Linked DNA regions of Homo sapiens: all the other regions are linked to region 1. A link is a contact called in ENCODE Hi-C or POLR2A ChIA-PET data. All regions are on one chromosome and are shown on one strand. Each heading gives the region's core, a stretch centred on a gene start or an enhancer-like site at or near the end of the contact. The rest is flanking DNA. Distances are from core to core; before and after follow the strand shown. Region 1 holds the start of FPGT-TNNI3K (FPGT-TNNI3K readthrough). Region 2 holds the start of FUBP1 (far upstream element binding protein 1). Region 3 holds the start of SRSF11 (serine and arginine rich splicing factor 11). Region 4 holds the start of ANKRD13C (ankyrin repeat domain 13C).

Region 1 (7,089 bases), core at 3,293-5,792:
TATTTTTGTACAGCTGTACAGTGTTTGTGTTTTAAGCTGAATGTTATTACAAGAGAGTCAAAAAAATTAAGAAGTTTATAAAGTAAAAATGTTATAGTAAGCTAAGGTTAATTTATTACTGAAGATCAATAATACCTGTAAAGCACTTGGCAGCACACAGTACATTGTTCAACAAAAGAGAGCTAATAAGTTTCTGTTTTTTTCTTTTTTCAAAGAGCAGCCAATAGTCAAGTTTAGCACTAAGAATTATCTATTTCCAAAAAATAAAAATAAAAAAATTATCTAACTATGCATTTCCTGGTATCTAATTTAATTTTTACTAAACTGATAATAATTATTTTCTTAAATAAAATTGTAAATTAGATTGTTTTACACATTTTTAGGCTTCAAACCAGAACTTGGATGCTTTACTTTGACATCATCTTTACAAAGAATCATTGTTTTGTATGTAAATCATAAGAATGAAAAAGTGCCTTGGAAGCCATGTAGATGAATAATTCTAAAATACCTGTCCCTGGACTGGTGTCAGTTCATGACAGTTTTCATTAGCCCCTTAACATACATAGAAAAACAACAAAGGTTTTCATGTAACCAAAATTTTCACACAACTAAATGTATTCAATTTAAAAAGCTATTCTTCATTCTGAGACCATGTCCTTCCTACTTTTCTGTTTTAAAATGTCTTATTTTGTGTGTGTGATTTCTCTTTTATATATTTACTTGTCCACTCTGTATCTTGTCACATTTTCCTTTTATTTTTAAGCATTGTGGCCTCTGGCTATCAATAATCACACAAAAATGCAAGATAAAAAGTACTGGCAAAAGTCTAGTAATGACAGTGTTAAACCACCCTTCCCTCAAAGCAAGAATCCCCATTAAGGGAGAAAGAGTGTTAGGAAAAATAGCTAATGCATGCTGGCTTAATACCTAGGTGATGGGTTGACAGGTGCAGCAACCAACCATGGCACACGTTTACCTATGTAACAAACCTGCACATGGACCCTGGAACTTAAAATACAAATTAAAATTAAAAGAAAAATCCCCATTAAAGTATTCCCGAGAACTATTCATATTTGAATGAGTTGTCTTAGGAAAATAATTTTCTATATACATACCCAAAACAAAACAATATTCATAAAAGACTGACGATATACGTGATCTACAATTTTACGAGTAAAATTTGTGAAAATCACTATACTACTTACAACCTAAAAAAAGTCATGAAAATCATAAAATATTTGTTTTCAAAGCAGAATAACTTCAAAGATTCTTTTAAAAAAGAAGGAAAGTGTTTGCAAGAAAGAAAAAAGTCTCTAAAGTATTAAAGGTGGAAGACTAAAAAGAAAATGTAAATTAGTAAAGTATAACATTACCAGAGTGAATTAATAAGATGGTAAAAGAATTCCATTTATCTCCATATAGCTTTTCCAAACATTGAAGGGCACAAAGTGTTGATCCTCCATTTCCTTAAAAACAAAGTTAAAAAAGCACAATTTATTTAATAGAAACCTACTAAAACTTTGTCATGACAGTAAATTTAGGTGTTATATAACCTTAAGGATTTGCCTTTCAGGAATAAGTAAATAGATGGACATCAAAGGTATTGGCAATAGAACAAAATTAAAAACATCTCATAGCAAACAACCAATCAATAAATTAGCAATGAAACCCAGACAACAACCCTCAGTAATAAATGATGAGGTAATATTCTCCCCAAAATAGTAATTATAAGAAAGAAGAATCAATTACACAATCTGTAACACTAGAAGACTGATAAATATAAACATTCATACAGAGTTACAAATCACAAAGCCCATTTAAATAATTCTCCCAAATGACACAATCAAAAACACAAGTTAGAGTTCCTTTCGAAAAAAGATTTTTAGAACTTGGATTCCCAAAAAAAAATCTTAAATATAACTACCACACTAGTTATCTTGGGCCAGTTACTTAACTCTTGAGTACCTCAGATTCTCATCTATGGAAATAATATCACGCCTGTAATCCCAGCACTTTGGGAGGCCGAGGCAGGTGGATCACGAGGTCAGGAGATACAGACCGTCCTGGCTAACATGGTGAAACCCCGTCTCTACTAAAAAATACAAAAACAAAATTAGCCAGGCTGGTGGCAGTCACCTGTAGTCCCAGCTACTCGGGAGGCTGAGGCAGGAGAATGGCCTGAACCTGGGAGGCGGAGCTTGGAGTGAGCTAAGATCGCACCACTGCACTCCAGCCTGGGCAACAGAGCAAGACTCCTTCTCAAAAAAAAAAAAAAAAAAAAAAAAAGAAATAATAACAGTACTGACCTCATAGTTGTAAGGATTAAAATAATGTTGGCTAATTAGAATAATGCTAATGTCATATTAATGTCATATACAGATATCTTATCTCTGGTATCAGGGGGCTTCAACTTTAAGTATCACATAGAAAAGAGCATTCAGAAAAACAGCATTTATTTCTATTTGCAATGGACGGTCAAAGGGCAAAGTTGACCTAAACTAGGGTTTTCAAATATATGTATTATATTTAAGCCATGTGACAGTGTTCTTTTGCATTCTGCATTATGTCCCTAAGAGGTCAAGAGTATTTTTTCCCACTAATTGCTTTCTTCATGTAAATTGCTGGAGGAACTCTGGAGTGGAGAGGACCTCAAGGGTTCTACTGATAAGGTCCAAAGGAGTATTCCTATCTGAATAGTGTGAATTTCATTAAAACTAATAAAATTTTCTTTTAAGTAACATTCTGGAAGTTTTTCAAGGTAAGTCATAATGGGTAAGAACAGTTGCTATTCCTTTTATCTTTCTAAAAAAAGTCAATTTATGTTCAAATTTTAAAGTTTGTAAAGCTGTGGGTAGAGATATGCAGCTTATACACTGTAAGTCACAGAAACCTTTTCTTCAATGATTATTCTGCTTAGGACCTATATTATAAAACTGACCATAAAGCGCGTACCAATTTTGGCTCCAGCAGGATCCACAAAAACGTGATATTGAACTCCAAGGGGTAACTCCTTTCTTTTCAGCTTTTCTGACAGCTGTTGGTTGTAAGCAAGTTCCTGTTTTTCATCAGCCGCTGTTATTGCAACTATGTCCCAGAATTCTCCACGTGCTACAAGTTTGCCTATTTGGAAAAAGCAAGGAAATGAAAACAAAAATTATCAGAATTTTCTAGTTGCCACAGGTTTGCCTATTGAGAAAGATGATAAAGAAGGTAATATCCATTATCATCTTCCAAAATGTATCTTTGGCTTTTGAAAGTTAGGGAATAATTAGTGGTGCATTAATACGATTCAAAATAGTTATAATGAAGACTGTTCACAAGTTCCTTTTTTTTCTTTTAGATCACTCCCTCCTTTTATGGTTTGCAATCCAATTTAATTATAAATTCTGAATGACATAATGTTTCTTGATTAAGAGAGCGACTTTTAACTTGCCAAAGACTATTGCCTCAATTCTTCAATAAGAAGAGGAGATAAACATAAACAAATCTCCAGCTTTGCAAATCAATTCTTATGTATCACGGACACTTGGTGTTAGGTGACTAAGAAAGACACAACCCAAAGATCCCTTCCCTCAATGTTGCTGTTTATAAATGTGGGTACTTTATTTTCTATTACTTTAAGATGAACCATGCAAACTTACATAGGCTGTTAGAATATAACATAAAATTCTGGATAACAGAAGGTCCCAACTCTCTGATGACATCTTTAAAAGACAGTGTGCACTTTTAGTAGACAGTTGGAATCTCTTTATTGATAAACAAAATGATTTAGCATTTTAATTAGTTAACAAACAGAACTTGTCAGCTAGAATCTAATAGTCCTGAAAGTTTTACTGTTATCCAAGAATTAGTCCCAGTATTTTTTAAGCAGTCACTGCAACACAAATATAATCACTTTTATTAGACAGGTGTACAGGGATTAAGTGTCATAGCCAATTTTTTGATAACAAATTTCTTCCTTTTAATTTTTAATCCATAATTCCTCCATGTTCTGTTACTCCCTCAACAAACGGTTACATTACAGAAGTAGATGAACGTAATGTAAAGCGTGAAGTAGATAGGGGGCTGGCATCTACTCATAAAGTTCAAAATACTGTGCTTCGTATCTTTTAGATTTATTTAAAGCAACTTTTATTAATGAGCTAATCAATGCATAACTTCACTAGTAAGATTTTCTTCTTCTTCCTCCGCCCTCATTTTTAATATCTATACTACTAAGAATAAAGTAAGCAACAAGCATGTCAAGCAGGGACAGTGAAAAGAATAAAAAACTCAAAAGGATTATTAGCTAGCTACTCCTGGGGAGCGTCATAGGCCTACAGATGAGAAGTAAACGGGAAGTGACAGTCCAGCAAACCTCCTGGCACGTAAAAGCACCCTCCCTCTGCATTGCCCAGGAGAACTCCGGTGCCTTCTCTGGTACCTCTTAGCTCGGAAAACCTCCGCAATTTTCGCTGGGTGGCTTCTCGCAGCGATACTTCCGGAGGGTCCCTAGCAGCTGCCATAGCCCCACCTTCCCTGAGACCGCGCCGCACAGCACGCATGCGCCCTGGGGTGCGCCTCCGCCCGGTTGTTTCTGACCCGCCCCCTCCGTGCGTCGCCCACGTAACCACGCCCCCGGAGCGCCTTGGCTGGCGCCCGGAAAACCATGATGTGGAGAACTTGGATGTTGTCTTGTTTCTCTAGCAACGGTCTCAGGAGCAGATGGCCGCCCAGCGATTTGTCTGACTGTGTTGGGGCTGGGCCACTTGTCTCCAACTCATAAGGGCTTGCAGCCCAGTTGACCCGGTGAGTGGTTCAGTTTGGGTGACAAAATTGTTAGAACCGACCCGCTAAGGATAAGGCGAAACTACATTCTAGCTTCCCAGCTTTCACATCAAAGGCGGTTCGTCCTAACTGGTGGTTTGTTTCAGCCTGGAGCAGTTCCCCAGGATAGCCTGATAGAAGATCTCCGCCATCTCTCCTTTCCCCCGCCACCCCGGGCCATCTGCCCCCAACCCTGGGTCATGATACATACACAGTCTGAATATTTAAAATCTCTGCTCTTTCTAGGAACCTTAAGTTTGTGGTTCCTAGAGAGTGAGCCACCCCACCCCTCTGTTTTTTCTTAGTAGGCTACACACGACAGCCTCTCAAATAGTGTCTTTGAAAGTTGTATAAAATTCAGTCCGCAACCAGGCTCCAAATATTTTTGGTATTTTGGTTTCTTCTCTGGCATTCTTTTGTATATGCAGATTAATCTAGAATGTTCAATAACACTCTTAGGAATAAGTCAGCCTTTTTAGGTGTTTTTTTGGGTAGCTATATAAAGGTGTTCCTGTTATAGAACACGAGGTTTCTTGGTTTTACAGACCACTTCATCTTTACACAGAAGAAAACTGAATCAGAGAATAGTGAGTTAGTCAAGGTATCACAATTAGTAAGTAATAAAAGATTTAAGAAATATATTTCAATCCCAAACCCAGAACTTGTGGTATTTCACCATACCGTTTGATTTTTTGAGACGATTTCTCTGTATCAACGTCTTCATTAGGTACGTAGACATTCAGGGCACCATAAACTCTTGTCATAAATTTACTTAGTTTTTCTTCTCAGACTTGTTATACAATCGTGTTCTAATAGTGGAAACATTTGGATAAAATGGCAGATTAGATTACTCTTTCATAGTTTTACATTTAAAACTTCATTAATTAAAAAAACAGTATCTTATTGAAGAACATTTAGAAAATACAGAGACTTGAGTGAAAGTAACCAAAGGAGAAAGTAGCGAGAGAAGGTCAGAGAGAGAACAAAGGGCCATAGGAAGAATTTTGGTTTTTACTCTTGAGGGAAACAAAGCCATTGCAGGGTTTTGAAGTGACTTGGCTTATGTTTAAAGAGATCACTCGGAGATAGGAGAATAGATTATAATGGGGGATGAGGCAATGATAGAAGCAGGGAGACTTCTTTGGAGGTTACTGCAATATTGCAGGTGAGAGCTGGTGAAGGCTTGACCAGGATGGTAGCAGTGGGAATGGTGAGAAGTTGGTCAGATTCTGGATATATTTTTAAGACAAAAACAATAAAATGTGCTGATGGAATTAATGGGTGTGGACTGTAAGAGAAAAAGAGGAGTCAAAATGACTGCCTTGGGATGGATTGGCCATCAATTAAGATGGGTAAGTTTCCGACTGAGGAAGGTTTTTGGGGTAATAGGGTCCAGAATTTGATTTTGGACATGTGGAATAAAGAGACATGTGTATGCAGTGAATATGTAATGGAAGTTTGTGTGTGTATGTGTCTGTATGCATTATACATACGAGTCTAGAATTCAGGAGAGAGGTCTGGGCTAGAGATACAATTTTGGGAATTGTCAGCAAGAAGATAGAATTAATTTTAACTGTGGAACTAAGTGAGGTCCCAAGGGAGTGAAGGTCAGCAGAGCCTATATGTTTGGGGTCTGTATATTCTAATAAGGTGAAATAAAGAAGGAAGAAGTAACCAAATAAAAAATCCAGTGGTAACAATTGTGAGGAGACAAACAGAGTGATGTGTTAGATTCTATCATACAGAATATTAAATAGAGTATTTATTGGATCTAGGACGGTATCATACAGAATATTAGAGTATTTCTTGGATCTGGGAAGGATGGCCATAGAAATTGGATATTATTTTTTCTCAATATGACTATATCATGCAATCAAAATTTGCTGGAAATAAATATACCATATTATCAGCTATGGCTTCTGTTTTCTTTCTTTTCTCAAATTTTCATTAATATTAATTTTTAGTAAAAAAAAAATTAAAAAATACTATATATATGAGTAGGAGTAAATTTCCGTGGCAGTTGATTGTTGGAGGCAAAAAAAGTTTAGGGATTTTATTTAAGTTCATATTCACTATAATAAAACAGTGTGATATGACTGTTTAACATCTTAAGCTACCAGAGTATTATTATACTAGAGAATTCGCCACAGAGTTTTTCCAGGTATTTATCAGAATGTCATTTTACCAGAGTAAAATATATCAATCCAGCCAAGCTGTAAGCCCATTAATTCTGCACAAATCAAACACACAGGAAATAATCTGTTTAGTTTTGGATTCCACATT
Region 2 (7,505 bases), core at 3,276-5,775, 3.8 Mb before region 1:
TTAAGAGTCATCACCACTCCCTAATCTCAAGTACCCAGGGACACAAAAACTGTGGAAGGCCGCAGGGACCTCTGCCTACGAAAGCCAGGTATTGTCCAAGGTTTCTCCCCATGTGATAGTCTGAAATATGGCCTCGTGGGAAGGGAAAGACCTGACCGCCCCCAAGCCCGACACCCGTAAAGGGTCTGTGCTGAGGAGGATTAGTATAAGAGGAAGGCATGCCTCTTGCAGTTGAGACAAGAGGAAGGCATCTGTCTCCTGCCCATCCCTGGGCAATGGAATGTCTCGGTATAAAACCCGATTGTATGTTCCATCTACTGAGATAGGGAAAAACCGCCTTAGGGCTGGAGGTGGGACCTGCGGGCAGCAATACTGCTTTGTAAAGCATTGAGATGTTTATGTGTATGCATATCTAAATGCACAGCACTTAATCCTTTACCTTGTCTATGATGCAAAGACCTTTGTTCACGTGTCTGCTGACCCTCTCCCCACAATTGTCTTGTGACCCTGACACATCCCCCTCTTCGAGAAACACCCACGAATGATCAATAAATACTAAGGGAACTCAGAGGCTGGCGGGATCCTCCATATGCTGAACGCTGGTTCAGCATACTTTGTCTTTGTGTCTTTTTCTTTCCTAAGTCTCTCGTTCCACCTTACGAGAAACACCCACAGGTGTGGAGGGGCAACCCACCCCTACATTAACCCAGGAAGCTTTTACGGATTCACATATAGTCCAATTAAATCAGTTTCTGGGAGTAGGAGTTAGGGCTAACCTTTCTTTCTTTCTTTCGTTTTTGAGACAGAATCTCGCTGTGTCACCCAGGATGGAGTACAGTGGTGCGATCTCAGCTCACTGCAACCTCCCCGTCCCGGGTTCAGGCAATTCTCCTGCCTCAGCCTCCCGAGTAGCTGGGATTACAGGCGTCCGCTACCATGCCCAGCTAATTTTTGTATTTTTAGTAGAGCCGATGTTTCACTATGTTGGCCAGGCTGGTCTTGAACTTCTGACCTTAGGTGATCCACCCGCCTCGGCATGAGGCACCTCGCCCAGCCTACCTTTCATATTTTTTAAAAGCTCCCTGTAGCCAATGTGGGTAACCACTGAATAAATAAAAGGTCACTGCAATTGGTTAGTCAGGTTAAGTTTCATGAGAAAAGACTATTTTTAATCTGGATTTATTTAGCTAAAGGTTAATGAAAAAGATAAATGTAATAGAAGAACTGATTATCTAAATATATGATCCAATAGGAAAAGAAACAATAAATGTTTTGACCACAAAAAAAGGGAGAATAAGAACAGTAAATATATGAATTTTAGACATTTTGTTTTTGAGGCAACATGTAAAACCAAAGTTTTGTAGGTAGCTGTTTGGAAACATCTAGGAAACAAGTATAGGATCAATTTACAGGAAATTACAAGTATATTAGTGCATATTTGTATATAGCAGCTTTATTATAAATTATTGTAATGTATGCTATGGAATAAGCTAAACTCACTTAAGAACCGGATGATAAGGCCAGTTATTTAAGACAGATGCTTTCAGGAGTCCCAAACTTTCAATCTAACATTATTACCTAAAGTAATGGAAAGCTGGGAGTGTTGTCTTACAAGAAGAGGTGGAGAGCTCCAAATTTTTCTCTAAAAATTAATAATCTATTTCCTATATATCCTATGATGCCCTGTTATATCTCCCATGATCATAATCAAAGGACAGATCCTGGCAATGAATGTGTGGAGTGACCAAACAAATACTCCATTAATATTCAAAGAGGCCTTTTGTATAATACACTAAAGATGTTTGTTCTTTTATTAGATTTGAAGAACACTGAAAAGTTTGGAATGACACCTTAGCAACCCCCCAAATATTCCTCCCAGCTTCACTGAAGAGATCCTAAAAAGCAGTTTATTTATATTTTCACAAAGAACCTTTGTCTCAAGCATTAATTTTTCCAAAAGATTAAGCTATCAAGAATTTTATTGTGGCTGGGCGCGGTGGCTCATGCCTGTAATCCCAGCACTTTGGGAGGCCAAAGAGGGTGGATCATGAGGTCAGGAGTTCGAGACCAGCCTGGCCAACATGGTGAAACACTGTCTCTACTAAAAATACAAAAATCAGCTGGGCGTAGTGGTGGGTGCCTGTCATCCCAGCTACTCGGGAGGCTGAGGCAGAACTGCTTGAAGCCAGTAGGCAGAGGTTACAGTGAGCCGAGATCATGCCACTGCACTCCAGTCTGGGTGACAGGGTGAGTCCGTCTCAAAAAAAAAAAAAATTAGGCATAGTGGTGCACACCTGTGATCCCAGCTACTCCAGAGGCTGAGGTGGGAGAATCTCTTGAACCTGGGAGGCTGAGGTTTCAGTGAGCCAAGATCGTGCCACTGCACTCCAGCCTGGGCAACAGAGCGAGTATGTAAAAAAAAAAAAAAAAAAAATTGAGGTCCTTACATATTTTCAATATTCAGTGATAACTAAAATAAATTGAGATATACATAAATTTGTTTTGAGGGTAAATTATAGCACTGTGGTAAATTACATTGATCAAAAGATCTGATTGTATTGCCTAATTAATAAAATATGAAAAAATCAAGACATTTTCAAAATACAACTGGAAAATTTCTACCTAGCCGCACACCCAACACTGCTTTTACTGTTTTTCTATACATTATGATTAAATCTGTAGTCCCATACGTGCACTGATTTTTCAAATGCAAATTCCACCAAAATTTATAGGGATGGCCATGAACACTGAAAAAGATCATCAGAGCTATAAATGGATACTACTGCCTTAAAAGCTGATTAAAGGGAAATGATGGCTCACCTGTATCTACATTCATATTAACTGCTATTTTGGTGCTTAAGCAAATGAACACATTACTTTTAGGTTTTCAGAAAGAATGCAGCATATATATATTTCTCACAATTACTCTTAAGAGCTGCTGAAAAAGTATTTTTTTAGACCTAACCAAGTAAGACAAAATGCCACAAAGTCGAGAAAGTTCATTTTACCTCATTGTTTGTTATTTAAACAAATAATTTTGGAAAAAAAAAGTCACTGTGATATACTCAATAATAAAGAGTAAGACTTCTAAAGTATCCTCACGATTCCTGGAGCTTACTACTATTAACACAGTAAATTACATGCCACGATATGTTGGAGAAGGTCTGAAGAAATGTCTGGCATTACTTGGTAACTGAAGTACATAACATAAAATACCAATTTACACACACACACACACACACACACACACACACACATATATATATATATATACCTAGTCCTGTGATGACAATTCAGAATATGATCTTACATTTGAGTACCCACAGGATGGGGTGGGAGAAACTACGCCTAAGAAGCTACAAAATCTATTTTGGTCAAGAAACAATGCTGTTCTTAACTTAAGAGACCTTAACAGGCCGGGCGCAGTGCCTCGCGCCTATAATCCTAGCATTCTGGGAGGCCGAGGCGGGTGGATCACGAGGTCACGAGATCGAGACCATCCTGGCTAACACGGTGAAACCCCGTCTCTACTACAAACGCAAAAAATTAGCCCAGACGTGGTGGCAGGCGCCTGTTGTCCCAGCTACTCGGGAGGCTGAGGCAGGAGAATCGCTTGAACCCAGGAGGCGGAGGATGCAGTGAGCCGAGACCGCGCCACTGCACTCCAGCCTGGGTAACAGAGCGAGACTCTCAAAACAAACAAACAAACAAAAAAAAACCCTTAATAAAAATGGCCATGGACACATACATATACTAGGTTATTAAATCTGGCTAACACTGAACTTTAAGAACAATCACGTTTTTGGATAAAGAAAAGGGCAGTCATACTTTTAGAGCCTCATCCACATTATTTTAAACAAAAAACTTAAAATATGGTCGAGAACTAACAGGCTTCCAGCCTGAATTCAACACCCACCCTCGTGATAAAACTAAAAAATCGGACAGTCTGTAAGTAAAATACAGGGACACTTTACTACCCTGAAAATCATGCTGGGTTCCCGCTACGCCGGGCAGACGTTTTCAGGAGCATCACCGCGCGGCGTCTCGGACGCACTTCTCCTGGCGCCCTCCGGGCGGCAGCGCTCTCGAGACACTGTTGCTTCGCCGTCACGCCCGTCGTTGTCACGCCCTTCCCCGCGGACACCGAGAATGACCCATAGCGGAAAATTCTACCGCACTACCTCCCTGAGGCAGCGACCGGTAAGAAACAACCTTTTCTTCAGGCTTCCCACCACCCAAACACAGTCGCAGTCAACTGGCCACTATCACCCACCACCCTGCAGGAACAATTACCCAGCCTCACCCCAAGAACGCGCGGAGAGGAGGTGCCAAAAGAAATTCTGTTCTCGCGAAGTCTTAAACTTAATCCTCGCGACGTCTCTGTTCCTGTCGTTCTTTCTCAGCCCTAACCCACACCAGCGCGTTGCCTCGGAAACATCGCGAGATTTTGTTCCTTCAGTCTCCGCCCCTTTACGGCACGATGGTCGCGCAAGAATGTAATAGAGCTTCGACGGCCGCCATTTTCTTTCTTTCTTAGCTGTTAGCTGAGAGGAAGTCTCTGAACAGGCGGCAGCGGCTCTTATAGTGCAACCATGGCAGACTATTCAACAGTGCCTCCCCCCTCTTCTGGCTCAGCTGGTGGCGGTGGTGGCGGCGGTGGTGGTGGAGGAGTTAACGACGCTTTCAAAGATGCACTGCAGAGAGCCCGGCAGGTAAGTGTGGACCGCGCGGCGGAATCCCGAAAGCTCACGGTAATTGGCCGCTGACTGAGTAGGCCGCTACCCTTAAGCGCATGAGGAAGAGGAAAGAGGTGTTCTTCCGGGCTGAAATGTGAAGAGACACGTTTCCCCATGTTGGTAATAACGATTAGAGACCAGAACCCAGTTTTGTGTTCTTGGTGCCTAATCCACTTAGAACCCCGACGCGTGCTACGCAAAGAAGGCCTGAAGTCTTTCTCCCGCTTCTGCGGCACTCGCGTGTCTCCAGTGAGCTAGTTTAGATAAAGATCCTCTTCCAGGGGATAAAGCGCAGTTAGTTTCACACAATTTAATGGAAGGTTCTGGTAATGAGTTTGGGAAAGAACTAGGGTCTGTCCTGGAGCCATAGCAAGGGAAGGGATTTATCATTAAAGTAGCCTTTACAGCTCATTTCCGTTCTCTCTCGCAATTAAAACCGCTTTCAGTACCATTCACCGTCACACCTCTACAAGGAAGGGACTTGAAAGCAGCCTTTTTCTGGGCGGGATTTACGTGTCAGTCTGTTCCACCAGTCCGCCCCCCTTATTTCTCAAAATGGCCTCAGGCCCATTATACCAGAGGTTTCAATTTGAATCTGCCTCTCAGTTCAGAGTCGTAAACTGACCAGACCTCTTTGTATTACGTAGTGCGTGCATTTGCCCTGAAGGCACCACTTTCCCAGACGAAAGCTGTTAAAATAGTGCGTGTATTCCAGGAAAATAAAAGATACCTTAATTTGAACTTTACATTCTTAGATAGTCCCCTAATATATTTAACATTTCAAAATGTATGGTGTTGGTATAGATTTGCATGTAAGCAAAAGAATCCTATTCTCTGTGACACTATGCATATTGTACTAGGTGCTGGGCATTTTTTACTAGTTTTAAGCTAATGATAATTAGAAACCAGTGTTGTGCTGTGTTTTCGTTGCATTAGGAGTTCACTTAGTTAACTTTTTACCGGGACAGTTGAAGGAACATTGAGTCAAAATTAGAATTCATAAAATCCGTTGTAACACATCTAATGTGAACGCATTATAAACATGTACCTGTACTTTTTTATAACCAGAAATACTAGGAGTAGTCAACAAAAGGTCATCATTAATATTAGTTCTGCGGTTTTTTCCACGTAATTTAAGAAATTCTGAACATGTTTAGCAACAAGCATATAACTATGACAAACACTCTTAGCGTGTTTTATTAGATTGATTTGTAAAACTTAAGGGAACTATTTTATTTACTGGAACCAACTATTTTATTTTACCAGAACCAGCACATTGGATTAATTGGTATCGCACACTGTAGGTAGATACTGGAGTTTTGTTTTGTTTTGTTTGAGACGGAGTCTCCCTCTGTCGCCCAGACTGGAGTGCAGTGGTGCGATCTCGTCCCACTGCAACCTCTGCCTCCCGGCTTCAAGCAATTCTCCTGCCTCAGCCTCCCGAGTAGCTGGGATTACAGGCGCCCGCCACCATGCCCGGCTAATTTTTTGTGTTTTTTTTGTTTGTTTGTTTGTTTTCAGTAGAGACAGGGTTTCACCATGCTGGCCAGGCTGGTCTCGAACTCCTGACCTCGTGATCCGCCCGTCTTGGCCTCCCAAAGCTGGGATTACAGGCGTGAGCCGCTGCGCCCGGCCTTGTTTTTTTTCGTTTGTTTGTTTTAATGCATGAATTGTTTCCTACTAAGAAGCTATGATATAGTTCCTTGACCAAATGCAGATGAACAGGATTATCTGATTAATACTTTAACGAGAGCAGACAAAATATGGATATTTAATTCATCCACTTGCTTTATAAGTGTTTATAGAGTTTGTTAGGAGGGGATGCCCAATTTCCTAAGTAAAGGTGATATATGAGCAAGACATTATAAAATGAAAGAGAGTTTGGCCAGTGAAGAAAAGAAGCAGCATGCGCAGAGGTGTGGGGACTTGAGGGAATGGCAAGGACCCAGAAGTGAAGTCGCTAGAAGATGGGGGTGGGAGGACGTGAAACGAGGCAAGGAAAGGTACAAGCGGATCCAGATACTGGAAGACCTTGTGTTGCAATGCTTTAATTAAAAATTGGATTTCAGGCCGGGTACGGTGGCTCACGCCTGTAGTCCCAGCACTTTGGGAGGCTGAGGCAGGCAGATCACTTGAAGTCGGAGTTTAAGACCAGCCTGGCCAACATGGTGAAACCCCATCTTTACAAAAAATACAAAAAGTAGCCGGGCTTGGTGGCCTGTGCCTGTAGTCCTAGCTACTTGGGAGGCTGAGGCACAAGAACCGCTTCAACCTGGGAAGTGGAGGTTGCAGTGAGTGGAGATCACGCTGCTGCACTCCAGCCTGGTCATAGAGCGAGACCCTGTCTCAAAAAAAAAAAAATTGGATTTTATTATTAGGCTAAGCCATAATTTCTTTATACTTCTTAAAATATAGAAATTGTTGGCAAATTGTGAAATTTATTGTTGTATAATGCTAATAGATCAGTTGTCCTGATGTCTTTGCTGTAATGATTTCTTTATAAAAATGATCTTAAATCTGAGCTCCCTAACTTTAGTTTTTGCCTGGAATTACCCATTACATTTGATGATATCTCTAAATGTCAGTTGTAGCTGTTACTCTGATGATATAAGTGGAATATACAGAAGCGTACTTAGACAAAAGTTAGGTTAATATCTGAACTACTTCCTCCTTGTGTATTTAAGAGAATATTGACTTAAGTTTCTAGAATCCTCAACTAATCCTAAGTTTATTTTCTTTGTCTAGAATACTATGCTGTTTTTGTTTTTG
Region 3 (7,732 bases), core at 610-3,109, 4.0 Mb after region 1:
TACCTCAAATATCTCACTAATAAAACTATTAAAATCATCCAATGTATCACTATTTTCTGCTATTTTACTGTTCATTAATTTTACAAGCTTAAAACAGTAAGTCTTGAGAAAACTGAACAACAGCAAAGCATCTATTTTTGTATGTTCATGTTATGAAAGCTATTTGTCTTTCATTACCAAATCAAGTATCTGTCAAAATAACAGGAATAAAGATTTACGTGTTTGTTCCCAGAACTCCACGTCATGCAAACTAAGTAAATCCTCTCTCCACATGTACATTTCCCTAAAAATTAGAAACATACCAATTTGAAAACACCAATAATCTTGTGAAAGTATTTTAAGTGGAAAGTGATGAAATATGCTAATACTTAACAAATATCTCATTATGATAAACTTTTGTCAATTATTTTATTGAGCAGAAAGTTAATGGTTACACGTACCATAACAGTAGATTCTTAGAGGATTCCAATTTCCTGTTTAGTATTTAAGTGACATCATAAAATTCTCAATATATGATATTTACTGATAATGACATTTGAATTGTCACTTCTCCACCAATAAGTCTTCCAAAAAGCACAAGACTATTATTATTATTCCAATTGTCTGTTTTAGTAGTACACTTTATCTTACTTCTTAGCTTCTTTGAACTATTTTTTCTTTACAATTCATCCACTTAATATTCTTGCGATAGAAATAATTTTCAAAATAAAAGTGAGACAAAAAGGATAAAAAGTCATACACTCTAATTCAAATTTCAACATTTATAAAAATCCTTCTCAAGAACAACTGTGAAATATCACAAATCTGTATATTATTCAAACAAAGGAAAATCTCTGGTTTATAACCCGTTTTTTGACATTATACAAATTAAGTAATCAGGCTCACACTAAACTAAGCGTCTGTCAAAAAGAATATGATCTTTGAATTATATTGCTGGGCCAGAACCACATAACAGCAATAACAATAAGTGAACAACCTACAAAGTTTAACACCAAATTAACACAGGCATGAATAATTTTGTTACCTTTCTTCCAAGAACGCAAAGAACAAATACTCAGTTTTTTAAAAAAGGGATTTAACCTATATACGACGTACAGACTGCGGTTAGTCTTGCGTTAAGTCCCCAAAGCCAAACGACCACGTTGGCACAATTTAAGGCGGAAAAAAAAAATTTCCCGAGAATAACAGCCAGTGTTTCCTAATTCCAAAAAGCCCTGGCCCTGCCTCTCTGCATTTTTTTGTAGGCCTGGAACACAACCGTCTTAAGTAAATCCACCAGCCACCAGCCACTCAAGCAGCCTGGCCCGGGGAAGCAGCGACAGGGGCCTAAGGAAATTGTGTGTGTTAGGCCCAGGCTGAGGCGGCGTTAGCAGGAACAGTGATGGTGGACGATACTCACTCCGGCGGGAAGAGGCGCAGTTCGTCGATCTTGCCTAGGAAACCGAAGAGAGTCCGCATCTGCTCAGAGCTAGCGCTCGGGGAGACATTAGTCACCTGGATTACCTCGGTGCCGCCGCCTCCGCCGCCACCACCACCTCCGCCACCGGGCCCGCCGCTGGGGCCCGGACCTGCAGTGCTGGGGACGACGGTAGTGTTGCTCATGGCGCTGCTCGGGTTCTCGCTCCTGCTTTAACACATCAAACACACAACAAACAGTGAGAAGGAGGGGGAAGAGGAACCGGATTGCGGGAGAGAGGAGGGTGTCCGATGCTACAGCCTCTGCTACTGCTGCCGATGCCGCCGCCGCCGCCGCCGTTTCTCCGCCCCGCCGCACGCCGCGGGGGAGGGGATGAGAGCGCGCGAGCTCGAGACCACGAGAAAACAAACGGCCGCCCCACCTCGCCTCCAACCACGACACTAGCGGGCCCGAGCTCCCACAATGCTTTGCGGCGCAGGGCGCGTCAGCGTCGGCTCCACCCCGCGCAGGCCCAGCAGCCGTCGCCTGCAGCCCGAGAAATGAGAGGCACCGGGGTCTAGAGAAAGGTGTTATCCACCTTCGTCTCTCGTTTTATTCTTCTTTTTCTTCTCTCTTTTTTTTTTGGAAGAGCGAAGAGGCACGTATAAACTTTTTTTTTAAAAAAAGCATTCATCCTCCTGCAAAAGTCACTTCAGCAACTCTTCTTATTAAATACTGCTCACGATGTCTTTATATACTGATAATCATCTACAGAGCTATCCGATTACTAATGATATTTAAACCCAAGCTAAGATGCCACCCCACCACCACCAGTATAAAATGTCCCGAAATTTTCAATGTACATGAATTTTGGTAACATTAAATCTGTAACTAATTTGTTTTGTCACTAAAACTTTCAGAAAAGATATATTTTAATATTACACTTATTAATAAGCGTTTTGTACATTCATTCACAATGGATGACTTTTTTTTTTGAGACAGAGTCGCCCTGTCGCCCAGGCTGGAGTGCAGTGGCACCATCTTGGCTCGCTGCAACCTCCACTTCCCCTGTTCAAGCCATTCTCCTACCTAGGCCTCGGGAGTAGCTGGGATTACAGGCGCCTGCCACGACGCCAGGCTAAGTTTTGTATTTTTAGTAGACATGGGGTTTCACCATGTTGGCCAGGCTGGTCTCCAACTCCTGACCTCTGGTGATCCACCCGCCTTGGCCTCCCAAAGTTCTGGGATTACAGGCGCGTGAGCCACTGCACCCAGCCAATTCCACAATAGCTGACTTTGGAAACACAGTTTATAGTACTTAAATATATTCAAGTATATATTTCTAAAGAAAATACTGCAATTTCTCAAGAAAAACTTGTTTCACATACATATTCTTGCTTAAAATAATTTTGAAGCTTTTGACTATTAAAAAAATCCTTGCTTTTGTTTTCAACCTCATCTGAACTATTCTCTCAACTGCATCCAGTGTGTAGTCCAGTGACTTGTAGTGCCCCAAACATGACAAAAACCATAATGTCTCTGTGCCGATACACAAGTTATTAATAACATCACTCATCTTATCTGTCATCTTCTGTAGAGCATTCCTTCCCTCACTGCTATGACTTCTGCAAGCTGTTAGGGCTTCCTCTTTTCTGCTAAGTAACAGAAGATACATGTATTTATTATTGACATGTATCACTCAAAGTTGTGAGCTTCCTGGGTCAGTCCAGAACCTGGCACAATGTCTGTCACACAGTCAGTCCCAATGAATGTGCTGGACACACGCACAAATATACCTTAATGACAATGGCATTTAAGACAGTTCACTAAATAATTCACTTGACCTTGAATGTTTTTAGAGGTAAAAGTTTTAGATGTTTTGGAGGTAAAAACAAACAAACAAACTTGAAGCCTTACAGAGTATCTACATTAGTGAATACCTCTTGGCACAATGCAGTCAAGATGCAATATGTGAGAGATTAGAGCACAAGGTTATTGAGATTTGGGTGTAGAGCCAACTGGCTAAGTGACTTTCACTAGTGCTTATACAGAAAATGGATGGGTTGACTGAATGTGAGCCTCAGCAAAATTACAAATTATGGCCTTCATAGAAATCAACTAACATTAGCTAGAGCCAAGACTTTTCAGAATTTTAAAGAAAAGCATATAGCTGTCCCTCAGTATCTGTGGGGGATTGGTTCCAGGACCCTCCCACAAATACCAGAACCAGAGGATGCTCAAATCCCCTATGTAAAATGGTGTTGTGTAATAAAGCATTTGATCTGTATCCATGGGTTCCATGTATGTGGATTCAACCAACCTGGGACTGAAAATATTTGGAAAAAAATTGATGGTCTAAACATGTACAGACTTTTTATTTCTTGTCTAACAACTATTTACACAGCATTTACATTGTATTATTATTAGTATAGAGATGATTTAAAATATTTGGGAGGATGTGCACAGATTATATACAAACGCTATCCTATTTTACATAAAGAATTTGAGCATCTGTGTATTTTGATATCCTCTGGGGTCCTGGTATCAATTCCCCATGAATACTCACCTCAGGACTGGTACAACTGTATTTGCATATAATGTAAGCACATACCCTCATACTCTTGAGTAACCCTTATCTAAAATGCTTGGGACCATAAGTGTTTTGGATTTTGGATTTTTAAAAAAGATTTTGGAATATCTGCATTATATTCACTGATTTAGCATCCCTAATCCTAACATTTAAAATCTGAAATGCTCCAATGAGCATTTACCTTGTGCCAGTTAGTGCTCAGAAAGTTTCAGATTTTGGAGCATTTTGGATTTTGGTTTGGATTAGGGATACTCAACTTTAATACTGAATACAATGTAAATGCTATGTAAATAGCTTTTATACTGTATTTCTAAAACCTTTTATTTTTAATGTCATTATTTTTTATTTTTTGAATATTTTTGATGGGGGTTGGTTAAACCCAAGTATGTGGAACACATGGTTATGGAGGCTGATTGTATAACTAACTGCACGTCACTCATAAATAAGTATCTGTGAATACAAAGAATGGTAATTAATTTTCTCATTTTGAATCAGACATATGTAACTGCCAGTTACAGATACTTAATAGTTTAACATTTATTGTGAGTGCCTACTATATGCCACGCATGCTAAAATATTTGATGATAAAAGGACAAATAACAGAAGGTCAGGGTTCATGCCTTTTTCTTTTTTTCCTGAAATGTTAACACTTATTTATTCTCTGTGATGGGTACACATAAATCTTTTATATGACTCTACATTTTTCTGTATGTTTGACACATTTCATAATTAAAACTACAAATTCAAACCAAAGAAAAAGGTAGTTGTAATAAAATCCTTTAAACCACCAGAAGCCAATTTATGTACAATAACTTACTGAACAAATAGATGATACTTTGCTATAGAGAAACTAAGTGGCAAAAAGTTTATGCAACTGAAGAGGATTTTAAAATATTTTATTTTCACATCATTTAGCAGCTAACAACAACAACAAAAAATTACTGAATTTAAAGTTAGAAGGCTGGCTTAAAATACCAGCCCTGTTGGCCAGGTACAGTGGCTCATGCCTGTAATCCCAGCACTTTGGGAGGCCAAGGCGGGCGGATCACGAGGTCAGGAGATCAAGACCATCCTGGCTAACATGGTGAAACCCCATCTCTACTGAAAATACAAAAACAAAATTAGCTGGGTGTGGTAGCAGACGCCTGTAGTGCCAGCTACTCGGGAGGCTGAGGCGGGAGAATGGCGTGAACCGAGATCGCGTCCCTGCACTCCAGCCTGGGCAACAGAGCAAGACTCCGTCTCAAAAAACAAAAAACAAAAAACACACACAAAAAACAAACAAAAAAAACCCACCCCTGTCATCAAGCATGTGATTTGAGAAAATTTCACTTCACTTCTAAGAACCTGTGTCAGTTTTTCAGTCAAATGAAGAGTTGAATCATAATTTTGAAGATTCTTGTAGGTCTAATAGATTAAATAATTATGTTAATGTCTGTTTTACATAGGAATAAGACATATACCTGAAGACGAATGACAGATATATTAAAGCAAATAAATATAACCAATCTATGACAGTTTTAAATCACTTCAGATTTATTTAGGCTCACAATTAAACAAGACTATAGAAAATATAGAATCTGGAGACAGGATTCATGCCTGTTTTATTCACTGTATCTACAATATCATTGAGAGGCAGTCAAAAAACTCACAAATTTCTTCAAATATTATGTACGTAAATCTGTTCCAAGGATTTTCCCAGCTGCTGGAAATAGAGTAGGGAAAAGGAAGTGAATGTCCCTGATAACATAAAACTTCAGGTCTAGTATGGCAGACTTTCAATAAAAAAACAACACAGCCAGGCGCGGTGGCTCATGTCTGTAATCCAAGTACTTCGGCAGGCCAAGGCAGGCGGAACACCTGAGGTCGGGAGTTGAGACCAACCTGACCAACATGGAGAAACCCTGCCTCTACTAAAAATACAAAATTAGCCGAGCATGGTGGCACATGCCTGTAATCCCAGCTACTTGGAAGGCTGAGGCAGGAGAATTGCTTGAACCTGGGAGGCGGAGGTTGCAGTGAGCTGAGATTGCACCACTGCACTCCAGCCTGGGCAACAAGAGCGAAACGCCATCTCAAAAAAACAAAAAACAAAAAACAACAACAAAAAAAACACAAAAAACCCCACAAAGATGAAAGGACTAATGTGTTGTGATGAAATGAAATAGGACAGGGGATGGCGGAAAAAGTGTTATCTGCTGAGACCTTACTAAAAGGAAGAAGCAAGACATTTGAATTTCTGGAGGAAGAGTATTCCAGACAGAGGAAATAACAAATTAGAAAGACCCTAAGGATAAGAACAAGTTTGAAGCTTTCAAGAAAAGAAGTCCACTCTTTGTGAAGTGAATGCATTCCAGTTTATACTTCAGAGAGAGACTTAGAAATCTTGTCATGTGGAAAGCAAAGTGAAGGAAGTATGCACAGAGAAGGTTCAATTGGCTCATCTTTGGATGTAAGTAAGGGAAAGCTTCTAGTTATATATAAATGATCATTATTATCAATTTTATTATGAGTTAATGCAACTGGGTATGGTGGCTCATCCCTGTAATCCCAGCAGTTTGGGAGGCAGAGGTGGGTGGATTGCTTGAGCCCAGTTGTTTGAGACCAGCCTGGCAACGCAAAGAAACCCCATCTCTACAAAAAATACAAAAAAGTTAGCTGGGTGTAGTGGTGTGCACCTGTGGTCCCAATTACTTGGGAGGCTGAAGTGGAGGATCACCTGAGCCTGGGAGGTCAAAGCTGCAGTGAGCTGAGATCGTGACACTGTACTCTAGTCTGGGTGACAGAGTGAGACCTTATCTCAAAAAAAAAAAAAAAAGTTAAATAACCTATCATTTGGCCTATAAAGTCACATTATAGAAAAGTGCATGATTTCTGATAGGCTTTTGAAACACAAGAAATAACTTACAGGTTCCCCATAATACTCTGAAGATTCACAGGTAGGACACGTAGGGAACCACTACATTGAAAAAAAAAAATTAACTGGTGCGTGATATTGGCAGGAAAGCATGTCAAATAATATTAGACAATGAGGCTTTATACACATCCGTAAAACAATACTAATCCTCTTAGTCCTAATGAACAAGCTTTAGTTCTTTTCCATCTCAAGCTTCTAAAAAGATCTTTGTATTTAGATGGAAGGTCTTTTAGATAAAGGAGAGCAGACAGGCCACGCACGGTGGCTCACGCCTGTAATCCCATCACTTTGGGAGGCCGAGGTGGGTGGATCACCTGAGGTCGGGGGTTCGAGATGAGCCTGACCAATACGGAGAAACCCCGTCTCTACTAAAAATACAAAATCAGCCGCGCGTGGTGGCGCATGCCTGTAATCCCAGCTACTTGGGAGGCTCCTCGAGGAGGAAGAATTGCTTGAACCTGGGAGGTGGAGGTTGTGGTGACTCAAGATTGTGCCACTGCACTCCAGCCTGGGGTAACAAGAGCGAAATTCCATCTCAAAAGGAAAAAAAAGAGCAGACACAGGTATGCATAATCCCGCTACCCACTGGGAACCCTGTTTGCAGTTGGATAAATCAAGTCCCTTTTAGCCACTTTTGTTCACACTAACGGAAAAGACAGTGGAGTCCTCCCAATTAACACAATTTTGCAAATCGGCACAAGCAACAGGCCTTTTATGAAATTAGTTGTTAAATAGCTCTTCCCTCCACCCCCAAGCAAATACATTTTTTTGAGGCTAGAAAAGGCAATTTATCAGTCTTTGGGTTTCTGATACCTAACAATATCATACT
Region 4 (7,078 bases), core at 3,283-5,782, 3.8 Mb after region 1:
TTTAGACAGAGTCTCGCTCTATCGCCCAGGCTGGTGTGCAGTGGTGCAATCTCACTGCAACCTTTGCCTCCTGGGTTCAAGCCATTCTCCTGCCTCAGCCTCCCGAGCAGCTGGGACTACAAGCAGACGTCACCATGCCTGGCTGATTCTTTTTGTATTTTTCAGTAGAAATGGGGTTTCACCATGTTGGTCAGGCTGATCTTGAACTCCTGACCTCAAGTGACTTGCCCACCTCGGCCTTCCAAAGTGCTGGGATTACAGGCATGAGCTACCACGCCCAGCCCCAGAAAGCTTTTCTGATCATCCAATTTCTATTTTCCCCAAATAGAATTAATGACTTCCTTTTCTATATTGTATTGGGAGCTTATATAATTTCAATCCTTGTATTTTTCATAATGTATTACAATCATATTTCTATCTTTTTTATAATATATTGTAATCTTACATTTCTGTCATTTTTACAAGCCCTTAAAAATAATGGATGGGGCCAAGTGCAGTGGCTCACACCTGTCATCTCAGCACTTTGGGAGGCTGAGGTGGAAGGATCACCTGGGCCCAGGAGTTCAAGACCAGCCTGACCAACATAGTGAGACACGGCCTCTATAAAAAATAATAATAATAATGAATGGGCTGGGGGCAGTAGCTCACACCTGTAATCCCAACACTTCAGGAAGCCGAGGTGGGTAGATGGCTTGAGTCCAGGAGTTTGAGACTAGCCTGGGTGACATGGCCAAACCCAGTCTCTACAAAAAAATACAAAAATTAGCTGGGCCCTGTAGTCCCAGCACTTGGGAGGCTGAGGCGGGAGGATCCACTTGAGCATGGGAGGTGGAAGTTGCAGTGAGCTGAGATCATGCCACTGCACTCCAGCCTAGCTGACAAAATGAGACTCAAAAAACAACAAAAAATAAGTCTTGGTGTGGTGGCTCATGCCTGTAATCCCAGCACTTTGGGAGGCCGAGGTGGGCGGATCACCTGAGGTCAGAAGTTCGAGACTCAGCCTGGCCAACATGGTGAAACCCCATCTCTATTAAAAATACAAAAATTAGCTTGGCATGGTGGTGGAGACCTGTAATGCCAACTACTTGGGAGGCTGAGGCAGGAGAATTGCTTGAACCCAGGAGGCGGAGGTTGCAGTGAGCTGAGACCACACCATTGCATTCCAGCATGGGCAACGGGAACAAAACTCTGTCTCAAAAATAAAATAAAATAAAAAATAAAAAAGGATGATATTTATTTATTTATTTATTTATTTTTAAAGACAGGATACCTGTCACTTAGGCTGGTGTGCAGTAGTGCAATCCTAGTTCACTGCAGCCTTGGACTCCCAGGCTCAAGTGGATCTCCCACCCCAGCCTCTTGAGTAGCTGGGACTGCAGGTGTTTAGCACCACAGGTGGCTAATATTTTATATTTTTTGATAGAGATGGGGTTTCACTATGTTGCCCAGGCTGGTTTCAAACCCCTGACCTCAAGTGATCCTCCTGCTTTGGCCTTTCAAAGTGTTGGGATTACAGGTATGAGCTACCACACCTGGCCTGAATATTATTTTTGATATGTATGGTGTTTGATTTTACTGGAGGGATACTTATGAGTTTCCACATTCCATGGGTGACATCCATGGGTGACAGCCACTAATAAAGAAATTTCAAATTCAGACTCTAGTGATAGAATACTTCACAAGTATAACGGGATATTATTTGGTGTAGGTTTTTAGTAATAGGATGCTGGCCACTTACCCTATACACACGCTTTGAATATTGGTGTTTTCAAGATTTTGTTCTATATGGACCTTCTTAATTTCTCATTCTATAAACTTTTCTTTGGGGAACTCACCCACTTCTGGAGCATTAATTACTGTGTAATGATAACTTCTGAATCCAGCCCATACCTAGTTCTCTGTTACCTAAGGATCACTTGCAAATATCTAAAATGTAGAACATCTAACTCCCTACAGATAAGCAACTTTCAACTCAATATGCTAAGATTGAACTCATTTTTAAAAACCTCTTAAACCTTTTTCTGCCTCACTCTTACTAACTTGGTTCATGCTCTCATCATCTGATTTACTGCATACTTCTTTAAAGTTCTGTTCTTGATGCATACTTCTCTAAAGTATGAGTGACTGAATTTTCTTTTTTTTAATTTTTTTTTTTTTTTGAGACCAAGTTTTGCTCTTGTCACCCAGGCTGGAGTGCAATTACACGATCTTGGCTCACTGCAACCTCCACCTCCCAGGTTCAACCGATTCTCCTGCCTCAGCCTCCCGAGTAGTTGGGACTACAGGCACCCACCATCATGCCCGGCTAATTTTTGTATTTTTAGTAGAGACAGGGTTTCACCATGTTGCCCAGGCTGGTTTGAACTCCTGACCTCAAGTGATCCACCCGCCTCAGCCTTCCAAAGTGCTGGGATTACAGGCATGAGCCACTGCGTTCGGCCTGAGTCACTGAATTTTCTATAAAGGTGATTGCATTATGCTATTCCCTGTTTAAAGATCTCTAAAAAGACTATTCCTTTTTTTTTTTGGACAGAGTCTCACTCTGTCCCCAGGCTGGAGTGCAGGGGCACAATCTCAGCTCACTGCAGCCCCCGCCTCCTGGGTTCAAGCGATTCTTCTGCCTCAGCCTCTCGAGTAGCTGCGAGTACGGGCACAAGCCACCACGCCCAGCTAATTTTTGTATTTTTAGTAAAGACAGGGTTTCACCATATTGGCCAGGCTGGTCTCGAACTCCTGACCTCGTGATCTGCCCGCCTCAGCCTCCCAAAGTGCTGGAATTACAGGCATAAGCCACCGCGCCCGGCCAAGTGTAAACTTTTAAGATGACATACAAAGCCCTGCATGACCTGGCCCTTCCTCTCTCTCTAGCCTTACTGTCAGATTTGACTGTACCACATTCTAGCATTGAAGTATTGGGCAAGTTTTTTTTAACTGTCAAGTGAGGATACTAATGCTAATCAGGGGGAGATAACAGCATATAAAGTGCCAAGCATACTGCCTGGCTTAGCGTTAACAATAAATATTGGCTATTGTGGAAGAAGCAAACATTATTGCATGTATTTTTTCAGTCTCTACTGCTGTCTCAAGAGGATGCTTTGAACTGTTGATTGGGTAATGTTTTAACATAAACGGAACTCTCCACTCCACCGAAAAAGAAAGAAGAGGAAGAAACAGATTTATCTGAACAGACTGAGAAGAAAATTGGAGGTGAAAAGTTGAGTGACTGGGGAGGATTAAGAGAGGCCCATCGAGTTGTTTGTTTGCGGAGATGAGTTAGCAGTAGTATAAACTTTAAGAAAGAAGAGATCTGGCCGGGCGCAGTGGCTCATGCCTGTAATCCCAGCACTTTGGGAGGCTGAGGCTGGCGGATCACTGAGGTCAGGGGTTCAAGACCAGCCTGGCCAACACGGTGAAACCCCGTCTCTACTAAAAATACAACAATTAGCTTGGTGTGGTGGCGCAGGCCTATAATCCCAGCTACTCTGGAGGCTGAGGCAGGAGAATCGCTTGGACCTGGGAGGTGGAGGTCGCAGTGAGCCGAGATTGCACCACTGCACTCTAGCCTGGACTACAGAGACTCTGTCAAAAAAACAAAAAAACAAAAAAAAGAGAGAGAGATCTGAAGTATTTGCTCTCAGAACATAGGGGGACTTTGGAGAGTTAAATGGGTGAAGATCTTTAGGATGTTTTGCTAAGCCCCCTCCTTACGTCCTCAGTGGCCAGCTTTAGTTACTTTGTTAAAGTTTTATGGTTGGCAGATTTACGTTTCTTCAGAGTTTGACACTAGGTTGAGGTTGGCCATGAACTAATACAATTATATTTCAGTTACACGATTCTTTGCCCTCCTTGAGTGTCCCCACCCTCATATATGTTAACTCTGACATCTGCCCGAAATTCATTCATCTAATAAATATTTGAGTGGCCTCCCCTCTTTCCGATTGCTGGACAGCCCATCATTTTCCAAAGTCAGCACCTAAACTCTTCTATGACTTTCCTGACAACTCAACACTAAAATTCGTCCCTCCCTTTTTTGTGTGCAACCCACCTCCCCGCCTCCGCTTTTAATTGTTTGGCCTTCATTCCTCTTCTACAGTGCTCCCTGCAATCAGTACTGGTGCTGTACATATTTGCTAGCTTCGTACATACGGCACGAAGTAGATGCTCAGTAAATGTTGGTTGACTGAGTATCCTCTGCATCTCGGTGACATCACATCCTGCGTGCCGTGGCGTCATTCTGCATTCCTCTGCGGGAGGCTCAGATCCGGAGGGTTTAAGTGGTTGTTTATAACATGCACCGAACATATCCAACGGAGGCTGTGGTTTCCGACCGCCCACAAAAAGCGCGGTTGGCGGGAGTGCGGGTTCGGGGTCGGCTGGCAGCTGGGAGACTCCAGCTCTGGGCGGAAACACACTGCCTCGGAGGCGCCGGCGCCTAGTGATTCTGGGAATAGAAGGTGCGAGGGAGGGAGCGGGTGGCTCACTTATCGCGGTGTTTTCTCTCTCTTCACTCCTGGGGGAGCTCTCGCGAGAGGAGCAAGAGGAAGATGGCCGTGCCCTGTTTTTCGGTGTAAGGCAGCGACGGCGGCTGCGACGGCGAGACTGAGATCCTGGTGTCGTGGGCACCTGAGTTCTAGCTTCCCCCAGCGAGCGCGCGTCCCTTCGTGCCTAGGCGAGAGCCGGCTCTTCCCCGGGAGATGCGTTTGTCCCAGGCTCGGGGGCTCAGTGGGAGTTCATGCTGCGCTGGAGGCTCTTGGCCACCGCTCTAATCGCCTTGTGCCGCCGCAGCGCCAGCTCCGTCGCCAGCGGTGAGCCTCCCGATTCCCCCCCTTGCCCCTGGCGGCGGCGATGACCGGGGAGAAGATCCGCTCACTGCGGAGGGACCACAAGCCCAGCAAAGAAGAAGGGGACCTGCTGGAGCCCGGGGATGAGGAAGCGGCGGCTGCCCTCGGCGGTACCTTTACCAGAAGCAGGATTGGCAAGGGCGGCAAAGCTTGTCATAAGATCTTCAGTAACCATCACCACCGGCTACAGCTGAAGGCAGCTCCGGCCTCCTCCAATCCCCCCGGCGCCCCGGCTCTGCCGCTGCACAATTCCTCCGTGACTGCCAACTCCCAGTCCCCGGCCCTTCTGGCCGGCACCAACCCCGTTGCTGTCGTCGCGGATGGAGGCAGTTGCCCCGCACACTACCCGGTGCACGAGTGCGTCTTCAAGGGGGATGTGAGGAGACTCTCCTCTCTCATCCGCACGCACAATATCGGGCAGAAAGATAATCACGGTGAGGAGTGCTAGCCCCTCTCCACCTCTCTCCTTCCCCGAGCCTAGGGTGTGCCTCCCCAGGCTTCTGGAATCCTAGGCCCCCTCCAGCAGACTCTTCTTTTTGCCCATCATCCGGGCCGTTCGGTAAATCATGATCGACTCAGTAATAGCGTGCCAGTGGTCAAGGGGTTGGTTCTTGTGGGTGCAAAGGAATGTATCCTCCTTGCCCACTTCAAAGTTTGTCGTGAGAAGCTGTTTTGTTTGAGACAGGCCTTCGATTTGCTGATTCTGGACTGTCAGAAATTTTAGGTTGCCTCCCACCCAACATGGTTTTCTCCCTTTGTTTATGGAGCTATATATCTTTATTTCTCTCTCTTCCCCCTACCTTGGCATTTTAAATTTTGAACGCATAAATTGCCCTCCTCCCTTCATTGCTCACATACAGATCCCATCTTGACTGCAACTGGTTGTGATTTTGCCTGCCACCAGGTTGTTTCTTTTTTGTCTGCTTTCAGTAAACTTAGAATGTTAGATTTCTGAAAGCCACACAGTAGAAATTTGTTGGTATTTGATACGTAGAACAGTTAAAGTGACTTCTCAACAGCCGATTTTTGTTTGAGTAGAGATTTGATTTTTTGCTTGTTTTAAGTAGATAATTGCTAATAGTAATGTCTCATCTTGATGACTGTGACTAAAAATAGTATTATGATTTTTATGGTAATTTTATCTTAGTCAATATTGACCATTTCTTTTTGCCTTGTCAGCTGAATTTTTTGTTTAATTCTAAAAAATAATGTGACTGAGTTGACTTTTAAGCAACAGTAAATTTATTATTGAAGACTAATGTGAACACTGACATTTTAACATTTAATAGCCGTTTTAAACTGGGTAGTTGGCAAATATTGTTGATCGCTCTGCTATTAATATGAAAATTGTATACATTCAGTTAGAACACACTGAACCAACTTTGTGCTCAAAATGATATACGTATCAATGAAATATTTGCCTGTGAAATAAGCTCACTTAATTCCATTGGATCGTAGGCTTTTTAGGACAAAAATTCAGATAAAAAAAACGAGTAAGATTTCTCTTGGCTGTATAATTATCTAACAACTGCATTTGTTTTCAGAATTTACAATGTTGTAATTGTAATAAAATCACCACCTATCATTTATCATAAATCCCCAAAAAAGTATGTTAAAGTTGCAGCCAGTTTTTCTTTCCTACATTTAAATTACTTAATCATTTTACTATTATAGTACAAGGATAATGTTGTTTGTTGATGATGGTAATTCTATGCTAGCCCTTTGGAAAACAGTTGTTAGTGGGAGATGGGTTGTAGCTTCAGTTTATTAGTCTATTATGAGGAAGTTTTTCAAATTTGGTTTACATAGTAGCCATAGTTACATTACCTTGAAATATCCCTGAAACAGATAAAAGGTTTGAGAGTTAACTCCCTTTGAAAGAAGAGATGGATGAATATCACTGAAGCTATTGAATTACAGGATTGTTGGGCTTCCATGTCTTCTTCAACCCAACATTTAGGAGTACATTTGTTTAAGTTCAAATTCTGTTCAAAGTAATTAGAATCCTGTATACTCTTAAACTCTTGTCCTTAGCCCACTGAAATTAACTTTTTTTTTTTTTTTTTTTTTTTTGAGACGGAGTCTTGCTCTGTCGCCCAGGCTGGAGTGCAGTGGTGCAATCTCCGCTCACTGCAAGCTCCGCCTCCCGGGTTCACGCCATTCTCCTGCCTCAGCCTCCTGAGTAGCTGGTAGTACAGGCGCCCACCACCGCGCCAGGCTAATTTTTTTGTAATTTT

The links. Hi-C counts contacts between places; a loop is a spot of excess contacts on that map. ChIA-PET counts read pairs that join two places held with the same protein, here RNA polymerase II (POLR2A). Pooled maps may share reads with other maps.
Region 2: a loop to region 1 is called in a map of CD4-positive, alpha-beta memory T cell, with 18 times the contacts of the local background. The contact joins the promoter of FUBP1 here to the promoter of FPGT-TNNI3K in region 1. A Hi-C loop is called at or near these places in 2 of 168 maps with a recorded cell type or tissue (CD4-positive, alpha-beta memory T cell and naive thymus-derived CD4-positive, alpha-beta T cell) and 7 of 50 pooled maps.
Region 3: a pooled map shows a loop between it and region 1 (14-fold over the local background). The contact joins the promoter of SRSF11 here to the promoter of FPGT-TNNI3K in region 1. A Hi-C loop is called at or near these places in 8 of 50 pooled maps.
Region 4: a loop to region 1 is called in a map of ascending aorta, with 5 times the contacts of the local background. The contact joins the promoter of ANKRD13C here to the promoter of FPGT-TNNI3K in region 1. A Hi-C loop is called at or near these places in 2 of 168 maps with a recorded cell type or tissue (ascending aorta and naive thymus-derived CD4-positive, alpha-beta T cell), 1 of 37 single-sample maps with no recorded cell type and 8 of 50 pooled maps. POLR2A ChIA-PET finds 5 or more read pairs at or near these places in 1 of 52 experiments (T-cell).

Annotation. Positions count from the first base shown.
Region 1 is chr1:74,195,695-74,202,783 of GRCh38, reverse strand. It overlaps FPGT-TNNI3K (FPGT-TNNI3K readthrough), which reads right to left and starts at 4,542. Exons shown (of 27, transcript NM_001112808.3): 1 at 4,424-4,542; 2 at 2,953-3,120; 3 at 1,374-1,466. The coding sequence starts at 4,505. LRRIQ3 (leucine rich repeats and IQ motif containing 3) reads left to right here and starts at 4,608. Exons shown (of 8, transcript NM_001105659.2): 1 at 4,608-4,788. FPGT (fucose-1-phosphate guanylyltransferase) reads right to left here and starts at 4,542. Exons shown (of 4, transcript NM_003838.5): 1 at 4,424-4,542; 2 at 2,953-3,120; 3 at 1,374-1,466. The coding sequence starts at 4,505. RefSeq lists a silencer at 4,605-4,704.
Region 2 is chr1:77,976,092-77,983,596 of GRCh38, reverse strand. FUBP1 (far upstream element binding protein 1) reads left to right here and starts at 4,525. Exons shown (of 20, transcript NM_003902.5): 1 at 4,525-4,712. The coding sequence starts at 4,593. It also overlaps a transcript of DNAJB4 not described here. RefSeq lists enhancers at 4,052-4,111, 4,122-4,271, 4,582-4,711, 4,722-4,781, 4,792-4,841 and 1 more.
Region 3 is chr1:70,215,507-70,223,238 of GRCh38, reverse strand. It overlaps SRSF11 (serine and arginine rich splicing factor 11), which reads right to left and starts at 1,859. Exons shown (of 12, transcript NM_001350605.2): 1 at 1,400-1,859. The coding sequence starts at 1,602. RefSeq lists a silencer at 1,475-1,524 and an enhancer at 1,420-1,965.
Region 4 is chr1:70,352,176-70,359,253 of GRCh38, reverse strand. It overlaps ANKRD13C (ankyrin repeat domain 13C), which reads left to right and starts at 4,532. Exons shown (of 13, transcript NM_030816.5): 1 at 4,532-5,275. The coding sequence starts at 4,846. It overlaps ANKRD13C-DT (ANKRD13C divergent transcript), which reads right to left and starts at 4,443. Exons shown (of 4, transcript NR_168352.1): 1 at 4,046-4,443. RefSeq lists enhancers at 4,153-4,212, 4,313-4,372, 4,423-4,612, 4,643-4,702, 3,830-4,747 and 4 more.